Linked DNA regions of Homo sapiens: region 1 is linked to region 2. A link is an interaction called in ENCODE POLR2A ChIA-PET data of the cell type or tissue named here. Cell type or tissue: Panc1. All regions are shown on one strand. Links, peaks and the distances in the headings refer to the core of each region. The heading gives the core; the rest is flanking DNA.

Evidence for each region. Peaks named below come from ENCODE experiments on the same cell type or tissue, not always from the same donor. Only the 100,000 strongest peaks of a DNase experiment are listed, where the experiment ranks them.
Region 1: POLR2A ChIA-PET joins it to region 2 with 10 read pairs; 2 of 35 experiments call an interaction of 5 or more read pairs at or near these places.

Annotation. Positions count from the first base shown.
Region 1 is chr15:89,019,840-89,026,878 of GRCh38, reverse strand. No RefSeq gene overlaps it. Among named protein-coding and RNA genes, the nearest start is that of CARMAL, 18 kb to the left of the region's middle. In Panc1, for the core only: no CTCF peak of the experiment used is centred there; no DNase peak of the experiment used is centred there; H3K27ac peaks cover 1,896 bases.
Region 2 is chr15:88,943,674-88,950,712 of GRCh38, reverse strand. It overlaps the pseudogene LOC124903572. Among named protein-coding and RNA genes, the nearest start is that of MFGE8, 34 kb to the right of the region's middle. RefSeq lists enhancers at 532-591, 602-691. In Panc1, for the core only: no CTCF peak of the experiment used is centred there; no DNase peak of the experiment used is centred there; H3K27ac peaks cover 1,081 bases.

The sequences.
Region 1 (7,039 bases), core at 1,415-6,414, 76 kb before region 2:
AAAAAATTAGCCAGGCATGTTGGCAGGTGCCTATAGTCCCAGCTACTTGGGAGGGTGAGGCAGGAGAATGGCATGAACCTGGGAGGCGGAGCTTGCGGTGAGCCGAGATAGCGCCACTGCAGTCCAGCCTGGATGAAAGAGCAAGACTCCGTCTCAAAAAAAAAAATTAATCTTTAAAATTATTTTTAGTCAGTTTTGGAAAATACATAGCTGTTATCATTTTAAATATTTCCTGTTGTGGCAGACACACTCTAAGGTGCCCCGTCTCTCCATCGATCTCTACCTCCTGGTGTTCATGCCTTTGTGTAATCCCCTCCCCTTGTGGGTGGGCAGAACCTGTGACCTGCTTCTAAGCAATAGGATATGGTGATGGTGATGGGCTGTCACTTTTGTGAGTGTTACATTATATAAGAGTCTGTCTTTTTTGACTCACTCCAGAGGCTCTCCTTGCTTGCTAGATGAAGTAAACAGCCAAGTTGGGAAAGCTCATGTGGCAAGGAACTGTGGGTGGCTTTGAGAAACTGTGGATGGCATCCAAGAGCTGCCAGCAAGAAGCTGGGGCCTTCTTGCCCACAACTGCAAGGGAATAATTTCTGACCACAATCTCAGCAAACTTTGAAGCAGACTCTTCCCCCATTGAGACTCCAGATGAGAATGCAGCCCAGCCAACACCTTGATTGCTGTCTGCAAAACCTTAAGCAGAGGATCCAGTTAAGCCATGTGCAAGCTCCTGGCCAACATAAACTGTAAAACAATAAATGTGTGTTATCTGAAGCCACCAATTTAAAAAACGAAAACAGTCAACCCCCTGTATCTGCAGGTTCCATGTCATTGGATTCAACCAGCTGCAAATTAAAAGTATTTGGAAAAAATACAAATAAAAAACCAATACAGTATGACAACTATTTACATTGTATTAGGTATTATAAGTAACCTAGAGAGGATTTCAAGTTTATGGGAACATGTGCACAGGTTACATGCAAATATTATGCCATTTTATATAAGGGACTTTTGTGTCTGTGAATTTTGCTATCTTTGGGGGATCCTGGAACCAATCCCCCAAGGTTATCAAGAGAATAACCATACATCTCCTTTTATCCTTTTTATGCTTTCCTTCTGAGACTCTGATTAGATAGATATTTTAGACCTTCTCATTCTGTCTTCCATATCTCTTAACTTTTGTGTCTTCCATCTCCTTGTCTCTCTGGGTAACTCCTTTATGTATAACTTCCAGTTAACTAATTCTTTCTTTGTTTGAGACAGGGTCTTGCTCTGTCACCCAGGCTAGAGTGTAGTGTCACGGTCTCACTGGCTCACTTCAACCTCTGCCTCCGAGGCTCAGGTGATCCTCCTGCCTCAGCCTCCCAAGTGGCTGGGACCACAGGCATGTGCCACCATACCTGGGTAATTTTTTGTATTTTTGTAGAGATGGGGGTCATACTATGTTGTTCAGGCTGGTCTCGAACTCCTGGGCTCAAGTGATCCTCCAGCCTTGGCCTCCCAAAGTGCTGGGATTACAGGCATGAACCACTGTGTCCGGCCACTGCTGGTCATTTTTGACAGTATCTTGTTGTTTACTTAGTTTTGTGATTCCTCAACATTTCGTACATAGTTATCTTAAGTCTGTAACTGACAGTTCAAATATCTAAAGTCCCTGGAGGTCAAACTCTATGGTTAATTGTCTCCAGACTTTCATTCATAGCGGTTGGTTTCCTTATGTTTTGATCACCTTTGATTGTGAGCTCATTTTAGCTGACCTGTCTGTGGAAAATGTGGAGACCTAAATTGAGAAATCCTTTCTCAGAGCAGAGAGGATTTGCACTTGAACCCATAGGAGCTATTGATCTGGATTTATTCCAACCCCCAATCCAGGCTCTTATGCTTAATCTGGGAAACTCAGTTACATTCTCTCTCACCTTGCCACAGGTCCAAGGCCTAGGTTTCAAGTAAATGCCACCCTTGATGGAGATGAATACTTTGGTTTTGTCTCAAAACATTTTACTTTTAAATTTTTTGGGGGGAGGCTTGGTGTTATCCCTTATGGCCTGTAAGTTTAGGAAATCAAAAAAGCCATATTTTACACGGAATTCAGTTGGTTTGAAGAATATATTCTCCCTATTTCCTGATAATCTAGTCCACCACTGCTAAAATCTTTTGGTTTCTTTTTAAATATGCCTATTGTAGACAATTTATTGCTGGATTTTTTTACCTGCTCTGAGAGTCTCTAACTTTTAGTTGATGAATTTATTGCATTTACAATGGTTGTAATTGCTGTTAGAAAAGTACAAATTTCTATTCCTATCTTGATTTTTTATTTATTGCCTTTTCTTTTTATCACCTCCTTTTCACTGGATAGATCAAATTTTCCTCTGTTGTCTTAAAAGCTACACATTCTATTTTATGGTTAAAAGCTACACATTCTATTCTGTGGTTACGGTTAAAAGCTATACATATCTATCTTATGGTTAAGAGCTTTGTTTATTTGCTTCTACTGAAATCTTAAATTTATCACTCTCTTATCTTCCCCTTAAAAGACAAGTAAAATCTATATTCCTATTTACCCCATCTATTTTTATTTTTAACTATTTTAATATGTAATATTTCCACTTGATTCTTCTTATGACTTCATTCCTGATATACTCGTTAATTAATATAACATCACTGCAGAACTTGGCATCTTAAAACAACAAACATTTATTTATGTATTTATTTATTTATTTTTTCTGAGACAGCGTCTCTCTCTGTTGCCCAGACTGGAGTGCAGTGGTGTGATTTCGGCTCTCTGCAACCTCTGCCTCAGCCTCCCTAATAGCTGGGATTACAGGCACTCGCCACCACGCTTGGCTAATTTTTTTTATTTTTGGTAGAGACGGGGTTTCACCAGGTTGCCCAGGCTGGTTTCAACTCCTGACCTCAGGTGATCTGCCCACCTCAGCCTCCCAAAGTGCTAGGACTATAGGCGTGAGCCACACCACCCAGCCATTAAAACAACAAACGTTTATTATTTCAGTTTCCATGGGTCAGAAATTTAGGAGTGGCTTAGTTAGGTGGCTCTGGCTCATAATCTCTCATGAGTTTGCGGCCAAGGCTGCTGTTAAGTGAAGACTTGCCTGGGGCTGGAGGACTGGTTCCCAAGGTTGCTCACTCACAAGGCTATAGGCAGGAGGCCTCAGGTCCTTGCTGACTCTTTGTAGGAGGGATCAGTTCCACAACACATGGGCCTCTCAGTAGCGTTTCTTGAGAACCCCCCTATATAGCAGCTGGCTTTTTCCAGAACCAACAACCCAACACGGTGAAAGCAAGAAGAAGCCATGGTGTATTTTATGACTGTCATTTCTGCCATAGTCCATTCGTTAGAAGTGAATCATTAGTCCAGCTCATACTCAAGGAGGAGGGAATTAATCACTACTTGAAGAGAGGATTATGAAATAATTTAGGCACATAGTTTAAAACGACCCCATCTGTTAATATTACTAATACTCTTAACTCTTTGAAGATTCCTATTTTAAATCCTTATGAATTTTGCTTCCCATACTATATTTTGTCCCATTTTCTCCACGTCTGTGTATGTACTAGGGTATGTACTCCTCAGCTATCTGTAGGTTTCCTTGGAAATATCCAATGCTCTATTTCTTGGGGACATTCATGTCCTCTCAGGTGCCCCGATGAGTTCATGGAGAATGACATGGGCCAGGCACGGTGGCTTATGCCTGTAATCCCAGCACTTTGGGAGGCCGAGGTGGGTGGATCACCTGAGGTCAGGAGTTCGAGACCAGCCTGGCCAACATGGCAAAACCCCGTCTCTACTAAAAATACAAAAATTAGCCGGGCATGGTGGCAGGCGCCTGTAATCCCAGCTACTCGGGAGGCTGAGGCAGGAGAATCACTTGAACCCGGGAGGCGGAGATTGCAGTGAGCCCAGATTGCGCCACTGCACTCCAGCCTGGGCAACAAAAGCGAAACTCCATTTCAAAAAAAAAAAAAGAAAAGAAAGAAAGAGAATGGCATGGATGGAGCCAAGCATACAGCCCCTGGCACCATGCAGTCACAACTGATTCCCCATCCTCCCCTTCCTGTTTGTCACTGGGCCACCAAGCAATGCCTCTGGTCAGGCATTCATGCTTGAACTCTTAGGAGGAAGCTGTGCTGTGAGGAGGACGCTTTCCCACGGGACTTCACCAGCCCTGGGGGTGAGACAGAGAAGGGGGGAAAAGTGAATGTTTGAGGGAATCTGGTCAACCCATACCTGTTCTCACCAGCTTCTCACTCCAGCTGTGCTACTAGGGTGCCCTGATATTACCCCACCATCACTGGAACCTGAGCTATTGCTCCTGACTTCTATCACAAAGAGGCAGTGGGGCAGCAATGACTGTCCCAATCAATGTGGGGAAGAAGTAAGAGAAGGCCCTGAGAGAGCTCTTCCAACCCTTCCTCTCACTGGTGGATCAGGTGGATGCCCACTGCCATGGACACTTTAGTTCAAAGCAGCTCTTGCTCTTCCTGGGAGCTCTGACAGTTTCTAGGTTTGTTGCTCAGGTCCAAGCTTCTCTGCTTCTGTAGTTTCTCTGGGGTTGACTTTGTGAACAGGAACCTGCAGCCCACCCTAGATTGCTATCTTCTGAGGAATCAGAAGTGCTCCCACTCCTGTTTCTTTTCTCTGAGTCTCTATAAAATAATGACAGGGTGTGGATTAGATCAGGGCCACACACTCAAATGCCTGCTGGAGCTGGCTAGATTAAAATAATAAATAGGCTGGGTGCAGTGGCTCATGCCTGCAATCACAGCACTTTGGGAGACCGAGGAGGGTGGATCACTTGAGGTCAGGAGTTTGGGACGAGCCTGGCCAACATGGTGAAACCCTGTCTCTACTAAAAATAACAAAATTAGCTGGGCATGGGGACGGGCGCCTATAATCCCAGCTACTCGGGAGGCTGAGGCAGGATAATTGCTTGAACCCGAGAGGCGAAGGTTGCAGTGAGCCAAGATCGTGCCACTGCGCTCCAGCCTGGGTGACAGAGTGAGACTCCATCTCAAAATAAAATAAAATAAAGTAATGAATGAAGCTGGTCAAGGGAGAGGCACTAGGGAATGGCAGGGCCAGGGTGGACGGGAGTGTGTATGCTGCATGTACCTGCTTCATCTATTGAGGGCAGTGATACCCACTGCTGGGCAGGAAGGAAGGTCAGTGCCATCATGAAGCCAGAAAGGCTGATTTGATGGGAAATTTTATTCATTTAAATATCTGAGGGTTGAATTCAGCTGGAGTCACCAGTTTGCCATCCCTGGTTTTTTAATCCCTAAAGGTTTTTTTCAGATTTAACAAGCCAGAAGTCTTGGAGTCTGGAGTATTCCCTTGAGTAACCTGCCAGGCTAAGAACTTTCTCAAATATGGTAAAAACGCCCATTTGGCACAGCCCGTCCTTAGTAAGCCCATACTAGAGCCTTGTCTAGTTCACCAGCCTGCAATTCTTGGAAACTGCTTGTTCCTCTTTTAGAAAATTAGAACAACATTTGCCCATTTCCAGTCAGGTGGGGCCTCACCCATTCTCCAAAATTCTTCCAAGATTATAAACACTAGTGGAGCCTTGGAATTTACCACAGCAGCCCTTGTTGACTTTAGCTTTTTTATTTTTTTCTTTTTAAACCAGCCTCACCTCTTTCTATGCTTTATTTCCCCCCTATATTCTCTTTCTATGGGACTCTATCGTTTAAAAAATATTTGTCTTGGCCCAGTATGGTGGCTCATACCTGTAGTCCCAGCACATTGGGAGGCTAAGGCAGGAGGATCACTTGAGCCCAGGAGTTCGAGACCAGCCTGAGCAACATGGCAAAATCTAGTCTTTATGAAAAATACAAAAATTAGCCAGGTGTGGTGGCAGCTACTCAGGAAGCTGAGGTGGCAGCTACTAGTCCCATCCACTCAGGAAGATGAGGTGGAAGGATTCCTTGAGCCCAAGAAGTAAAGGCTGTGGTAAGCCTTGGTTGTGCCACTGCACTCCAGCCTGGGTGACAGAGCAAGACCCTGTCTCAATAAAATAAAAAATGAAAAATAATTTGTCTTTACTCTGACAGACCAGGTTTTTGGTTTGCTTGTTTGTTTGTTTTTTGAGATGGAGTTTCATTCTCATTGCCCAGGCTGGAGTGCAATGGCACAATCTTGGCTCATCGCAACCTCCAACTCCCGGGTTCAAGTGATTATCCTGCCTCAGCCTCCTGAGTAGCTGGGATTACAGGCATGCACCACCACACCCAGCTAATTTTGTATTTTTAGTAGAGATGGGGTTTCTCCATGTTGGTTAGTCTGGCCTCGAACTCCCGACCTCAGGAGATCCGCCCACCTCAGCCTCCCAAAGTGCTGGGATTACAGGAGTGAGCCACTGCGCCTGGCCTCAGACCAGGTTTTGACTCTTTCTTCTCACATACCTCTTCCCCCACTTACATCCAGTCAAATGCAGAATCCCATCATAGTTGTGCCATCTTAGGCAAATCACCTAAATTCTCTGTAGCTCAGTGTTCTCTTCTGTAAAATGGAGGAGTTGAACTGGTTGGTCACTGAGGTCCCTTGGAAGACTATCTTTGGGTTAGGGATCCCTTTGACAATTGGTTAAAAACAGTGGCCCCGGGGCCAGGTACAGTGGCTCACGCCTGTAATCCTAGCACTTTGGGAGGCCGAGGTGGGCAGATCACTTGAGGTCAGGAGTTCCATACCAGTCTGGTCAACATGGTGAAACCCCGTCTCTACTAAGAATACAAAAATTAGCCGGGCACGGTGGTGGGCGCCTGTAATCCCAGCTACCCAGGAAGCTAAGGCAGGAGAATCACTTGAACCCGGGAAGCGGAGGTTGCATTGAGCCAAGATCACGCCATTGCACTCCAGCCTGGGTAACAAGAGCGAGACTCCATATCAAAACAAACAAACAAACAAACAAAAACAAACAACCCCCCCCAAACCAAACAAAACAAAAACGGTGGCCCTTCATTTCAGAAAAGCAATCCCATGTCATGTACTGGCTGACTTTGTTTTGTCTGCTACAACCAT
Region 2 (7,039 bases), core at 1,005-6,004:
GGTCCACTGAGAATCACTGACAAAAGGCAGACTAACAGGCCAAAAAGCATACAAACTTATTTGATCACAATTTTATGTGACAGAGGAACCTTCAGAATCAAGACCCCAAAGATACAGGGGAAGCTGTCTATTTTTATGCTTAGGTTCAGAAAAGTATGAGTGGTTGTGCAGAACTATGATTGGACAAAACTCTAATGCTAATAGGTTGAGTGGGGAAATGCAGCAAGTCCTGTCTGTATATTTTCTTCTTGGCCTCTCTACGCAGCATTCCTTCCTTCTGGGTATGGGGCAAGACCCTCTCTGGAACGGGGATCTTGTGACCTACTATCAAACAAAGTAGGTTAGATAATTTCTTTTCTTTTTTTTTTTAAGACAGGGTCATTCTGTTGCCCAGCCTGTAGTGCAGTGGTGTGATCCTGGCTCACTGCAGCTTTGACCTCCCAGACCCAGGTGATCCTTCCGCCCCAGCATACCCAGTGGCTGGGACCACAGAGCATGCACCACTGCACCTGGCTAATTTTTAAGTTTTCTGTAGAGAGGAGGTTTCACCATGTTGCCTAGGCTCATCTGGAACCGCTGGGCTCAAGCCATCCACCTGCCTCCTCCTGACTAAGTGCTGGGATTATAGGCATGAGCCACTGCACCTGGCCTGGTCAGATGATTTCTTTACAGCCATGTTTTACACAGAAAAAGGGAGGAAGTTAGAGTAATATTTTGGGGTTTGATGGCTGGCTTTGGGGAAAAGGGGTTTGGTTTCTAAGACCTGCTTTAGGGAAGAGAGACTCTAGTTTCTGTGGCTAGCCTTGGGGGCCAGAAACAAGAGGCAGGAGAAGATGAGATCGAAACTTTTGCTTCTGAGGCTGCCCTTGAGGCCTCCAATTTGGAGGAGCATCTTTTGAGCCCCAGTCGCAGCATAGGGGAAAATGGTCATAATACTTGCAGAGGGTAAGAAGAAGGCTATGGGTCCCCCCGGGGAAGTTCAGGACAGCAATTGTGCAGGAGTTCTCTGGGAGGTACTGGAAAGCAAGCAGGGGACTGTCACCCCAGGAATGCAGGAACCAAGGTTCGGTGCTAACTCAGAAGGGGGAGGGTGTTGGGAGACCCTCCCGATCCTCCCTTCCAAACACATCCTTCAGGGAGTTCAGGCAGCAAGTGGGCATCCACGTGCTTCTTCATGGAGAAAATAGAGTTTTCTCTGGCATGGGGTTTTGAGAGTTCGGCTGACATCCCTGGCAGCTGAAAGGCATTAAACCTGCAGCCAGAAGGCCTTACGGAGAGACATTCAGAGTGTGCTGTGTGTGATTCAAGCAGTCTGACCTGTCTCTGAGAGCCACTGTGGTTTTGTTGAGATGGGCACTGGGCACTTGTGCTTTGTTAGTCCTGGATGAGCTTGTTTCCCCATGGGACTTAGAGCTTCTCCTGGTCACCTTCATGTTCCGTTGGCATCCAACACAGGCTTGCCAGGTAGGACATGCTCAGTATGAGGATGGAAAATTTAATAAACCATTTGAAATTTTCCAGAGCCATTTTGCAAGTATGAATCAACTGAGGCTTGTAAATAATTAGAGGGATCTGTCTGGTGTAGGACACCCTACTTTTGTTCTTTCCCCTCCCACCCTAGTAGAAAAGAAATTTTTAGCATGATAATGAGGCAAAGTCAGGTTAGGAGAGGTCATGAAAAAAGGTTTGGCCTGGCGCTGTGGCTCACGCCTGTAATCCCAGTACTTTCGGGGGCTGAGGCGGGCGGATCACGAGGTCAGGAGATCGAGACCATCCTGGCCAACATGGTGAAACCCCGGCTCTACTAAAAAATAAAAAAAATTAGCTGGACGTGGTGGCATATACCTGTAATCCTAGCTACTCGGGAGGCTGAGGCAGGAGAATCACTTGAACCAGGGAGTCAGAGGTTGCAGTGAGCCGGGATCGTGCCAGCCTGGCAACAGAGAGAGACTCCATCTCAAAAAAAAAAAAAAAAAAAAAAAAAGGAAAAAGAAAAAAGGTTTGTCTGCCTGCAGATTCTCACCTTGGTGAATCTGAAAGACCCAAGCCCCCTAGAGTAGGTGAGTCCCCATCTCTGCCCACTCCTCTAGGATGGAACCAGGAACAAGGTTCCAGGACCACACGTGGCAGCTGTCAGGGTGGCACCAGGCTTGCAGGGAGGGCAGAGAGGACAAAAAAGGGAAAGGGAGGAATACCAGAGAGAAAAAGGGATGCCTGGATCTCTATGCAAGCCTACCCTTATGGGAAAAATAAAAAGTAATATTTTGCACCACCCTATGAAATTGCTCATTGACTAAGAAGATTTTGTTCCAGGTAAGGAATAAGATCCGCAGTACCTTCTTGAGTATTGCAATGAGGGAGTTAAGCTGCCAAGCATGTTGCTAATATTTTGAATGAACCCAGGAGATATCACCCCCCAAAATGCCACATTGGTATGCTGATTGCTTCAAACTGAAGGCTTCTGGGAAAACAATGGATACACAGAGGGGCTTTTCCTGAATTTCCCTTATCTGAGTAAAGGTAGATTCTCCAGAAGGAAGCCAATTGTCATGAAAACCCTCCCTAGAAATTTGTATCTATCAGGAAGATTAACATGAGGACTCAAACCTAGGAGAGATTAAAGTTGACATTTCATCCAGACAGTCTATTACCTATTCTTCTGAAGTCTCATCTTCTTTTTTTCTTTCATAACCATTTGTATGTTGGCCTATATATCCCACTTCCCTCACCCCCATGAAGAAGGATATACAGTCATGTGATGGGTAGGGATGTTTCAGTCAATGACAGACCACACGTAAAATGGTGGCCCCATGAGAATAAAATGGAGCCAATTTTTTTTTTTCTTTTTTTGAGACAGGGTCTCACTCTTGCCCAGGTTGCAGTGCAGTGGCCTGATTCATGGCCCACTGCAGCCTGGACCTCCTAGGCTTAACCAATCCTTCTGCCTCAGCCTCTGAGTAACTGGGACTATAGGTGCATGCCATCATACTGGGCTAATTTTTTAAATTTTTTTGTAGAGACAGGGGTCTCACTATGTTGCCCAAGCTGGTATTAAACTCCTGGCCTCAAGTGATCCTCTCATCTTGGCCTCCCAGAGTGCTGGGATTACAGGTGTGAGGCCATAGGCCTGGCTGAGCTGAAAAATTTCTATCGCCTAGTGACACCTAGCCTTGGTAATGTCATAGTGTAACATATTTTCTACAGTTAGACATGTTTAGATATGCAAATATTCACCATTGTGTTACAGTTGCCTACAGTAGTCAGTGCAGTAACATACAGTAAAGTTTATAGCCTAGGAGTAATAGGCTATACCTATAGCCTAGGTGTGTGGTAGGCTATGCCATCGAGGTTTGTGTAAGGGCACTCTATGATGTTCTCACAATGATGAAATTGCCTAATGGTGCATTTCTCAAACATGTCCCATTCCTTAAACAGTAATGATTAGAGAATGTCATTGGGTTACTGGGTATTCGCTTTTCTGTGATGCCTCTGTTGGGGGTCATAAAACAATAGCCCAAGAAGAAGGCCTCAGAGGCAGCTCTCTCTGACCTTCTAATCTCCTGTTTCTAGACTCTCATTTTCTCTAGAGGCTAGCCATAGAAACTAGAATCCCTCTTCCCAAGGGAGGTCATGAAAACCGGACCCCTTTTCCCCAATGCCAGCCATAAAACCCAAAATATTACTAACTCCTCCACCACCCCAGCCTTTCTGTCTGTGTAAGAACTGGCTGTAAAGAAATTGACCTTTTTTTTTTTTTTTTTTTTTTTTGAGATGGAGTCTCTCTCTGTTGCCTAGGCTAGAGTGCAACGGTGTGATCTCGGCTCACTGCAACCTCTGTTTCTTGGGTTCAAGTGATTCTCCTGCCTCAGCCTCCTGAGTAGCTGGGACTATAGACGCCCACCACCATGCCTGGTTAATTTTTTGTATTTTTAGTAGAGATGGGGTTTCATCATATTGGCCAGGCTGGTCTCGAACTCCTGACCTTGTGATCTGCCCGCCTCGGCCTCCCAAAGTGCTGGGATTACAGGCGTGAGCCACTGCGCCCGGCCTTTTTTTTTTTTTTTTTTCAGATGGTTCAAGTGATTCTCTTGCCTCAGCCTGCCGAGTAGCTGGGATTACAGGCATGCACCATCATGCCTGGCTAATTTTTTGTATTTTTAGTAGAGACAAGGTTTCTCCATGTTGGTTAGGCTGGTCTCAAACTCCTGACCTCAGGTGATCCGCCTGCCTCATCCTCCCAAAGTGATGGGATTAGAGGTGTGAGCCACCATGCCCAGCAGAAATTGATCTATCTTATCTGACCTATCTTGTAGATCATAAGACCTCTATTCCAGAGGGGGTCTTGCCCCATACCCAGAAGGAAGGAATGCTGCACAGAGGCGCTAAGAAGAATTTACACAGAGAGGGCTTGCTGGGTTTCCCTGCTCAGTCTATTAGCGCTACATCGTACCCTTTTGACCAATCACGTTTCTGAATGACTGTCCATACCATGCGGAACCTAAGCATAAAAATGGACAGTTTTCCTATATCCTTAGGCCTTCTTTCTGAAGGTTCTCATGTCACATAAAACTAAGATCAAATAAATTTGGGTGCCTTTTCTCCTATTCATCCACCATTTGTCAGGTGATTTTTCACTGAATCTTCAGAGGGTGAAGGGTAAGTTTTCCCTTTGCCCCTACACCCTGCTTCCCATTCCCATGCAAATAAATTTGTATGCTTTTTTTCCTGTTAACCTGTCTATTGCTGGTTTTTTGTTTGTACGTTTGTTTTGTCTTTTGCTAGCAGACTTAAAGACTGGAACCAAAAGTTTCATCAGTGGAAGAAAACTAGAGAATTGAAAGATCTGATCCCTGCAGTAGTGGTGGAAATTCAGGAGGTCCAAGGGCCCAGGGACTTGAGCAAAGAAGTAGGACACTGAGTGAAGTACCTGGCAGAACAGTCTTCTTTGAAAGGGAGGCTGGGTCTAGGTTCAGCAAGAGCTTGAGAACATGATGCGTCTGTAACATTTATTGAGCACCTACTGTAAGCCAGGCACTGTAATCACAAAGAAGGAAGAGACTGTAATTTCTCTTGAGGAACTAATGGTCTTGGGGAACAAGAAAGGATATGGGAACAAAACAAATTTTAACTCCTTTTATATACCTGGGCTGGTGCAAGTTACAACTACAGTCGGCCCTTTGTATCCACAAGTTCTACATCCTTGTATTCAACCAGCTGTGGATTGAAAATATTTGTGGAAAAAAATACAACAATAAAAAATAATACAAATTTAAAAATACAGTGTAACAAGTATTTATATAGCACTTACATTGTATTAGGTATTATAAGCAATCTAGTGATGATTTAAAGTATAGGGACTGAGCACAGTGACTCACTGTGGGAGCCCGAGCACTTTGGGAGGCAGAGGTAGGAGGATCTCAGCACTTTGGGAGGCAGAGGTAGGAGGATCTCAGCACTTTGGGAGGCTGAGGTAGGAGGATCTCAGCACTTTGGGAGGCTGAGGTAGGAGGATTGCTTGAGCTTAGAAGTTTAAGACCAGTCTGGGCAGCATGGTGAGACCCAGCCTCTACAAAAAAAAAAAAAAAAAATTAGCCAATATGGTGGTGTGAGCCTGTGGTCCCAGCTACTTGGGAGGCTGAGGTGGGAGGATTGCTTGAACTTGGGAGGTCGAGGCTGCAGTGAGTTGTGATCATGCCACTGCACCCCAACCTGGGCAACAGAGGGAGACCCTGTTTCAAAAAAAAAAAAAAAAAAAAAAAAGAAAAGAAAGGAAAGAGAGGAAGACTGTGATAGTTATCATTTAGTATTATTTCCTTGTTAACCATTTTTATAGCCTGTGAAGTTCAAGTGTTTACCTAAGTAAGAACATTAAATTTAAATAAATGTTTTTTGTTTTTTTTTTTTTGGCCAATAACTCAGGATTTAGCTGTTTCCATCAAACCAACAATTTAATTAAATGCCTTAGTTATACAAATTTACACAAAGATAGTAACCCTCATGCCAAATATATATATATATATATTTTTTTTTTTTTTTTTTTGAGACAGAGTTTCACTCTCGTTGCCCAGGCTAGAGTGCAATGGTGTGATCTCAGCTCACTGCAACCTCCGCCTCCCAGGTTCAAGCGATTCTCCTGCCTCAGCCTCCCAAGTAGCTGGGATTACAGGCACGTGTCACCACTCCCAACTAATTTTTGTATTTTTAGTAGAGATGGCGTTTGGTCATGTTGGTCAGGCTGGTCTCAAACTCCTGACCTCAGGTGATCTGCCCACCTCAGCCTCCCAAAGTGCTGGGATTACAGGCATGAGCCACCATGTCTGACTGACACCTTATAATATTTAGGAGAGATAAATATGAAACCACTTGACCAACGAATCTAAACAATAATGTATGTTAAGAATTCTGAAGACATTTCTAATTTTATCAATTAAAACCAGCTTATTAAGGATTTACTTAAGTCACATGAACTTGAGAAAGCATTTGGGCTTAAAGTTCCTATTTTTCTGATAAAGTTTTTTTTTTTTCTTTTTTTTTTTGAGACAGAGTTTTGCTCTTGTTGCCCAGGCTGGAGTGCAATGGCACGATCTTGACTCACTGCAACCTCCGCCTCCCAGGTTCAAGCAATTCTCCTACCTCAGCCTCCCGAGTAGCTGGGATTACAGGCATACGCCACCACACCCGGCCAATTTTTTGCATTTTTAGTAGAGATGGGGTTTCTCCGTATTGGTCAGGCTGGTCTTGAGCTCCTGACCTCAGGTGATCCACCCACCTTGGCCTCCCAAAGTACTGGGATTACAGGTGTGAGCCACCATGCCTGGCCCTGATAAAGTATTTAAGAGCTTTTTTAAAAAAGTCAATTAATTAGAGCTCTTTTATATATTTTTGGTAGTGAAACATCATATACATGACACATAAATACATGGACTTATTAGACATGCAGATAGAAGCTCATAGATTCATAAGACTCCCCTTTTCAGTCTCCTATTTTAGAGTTCTAATTTCTTGATAATCCGTGTCATTTCCCTAGGCAATTGTCAGC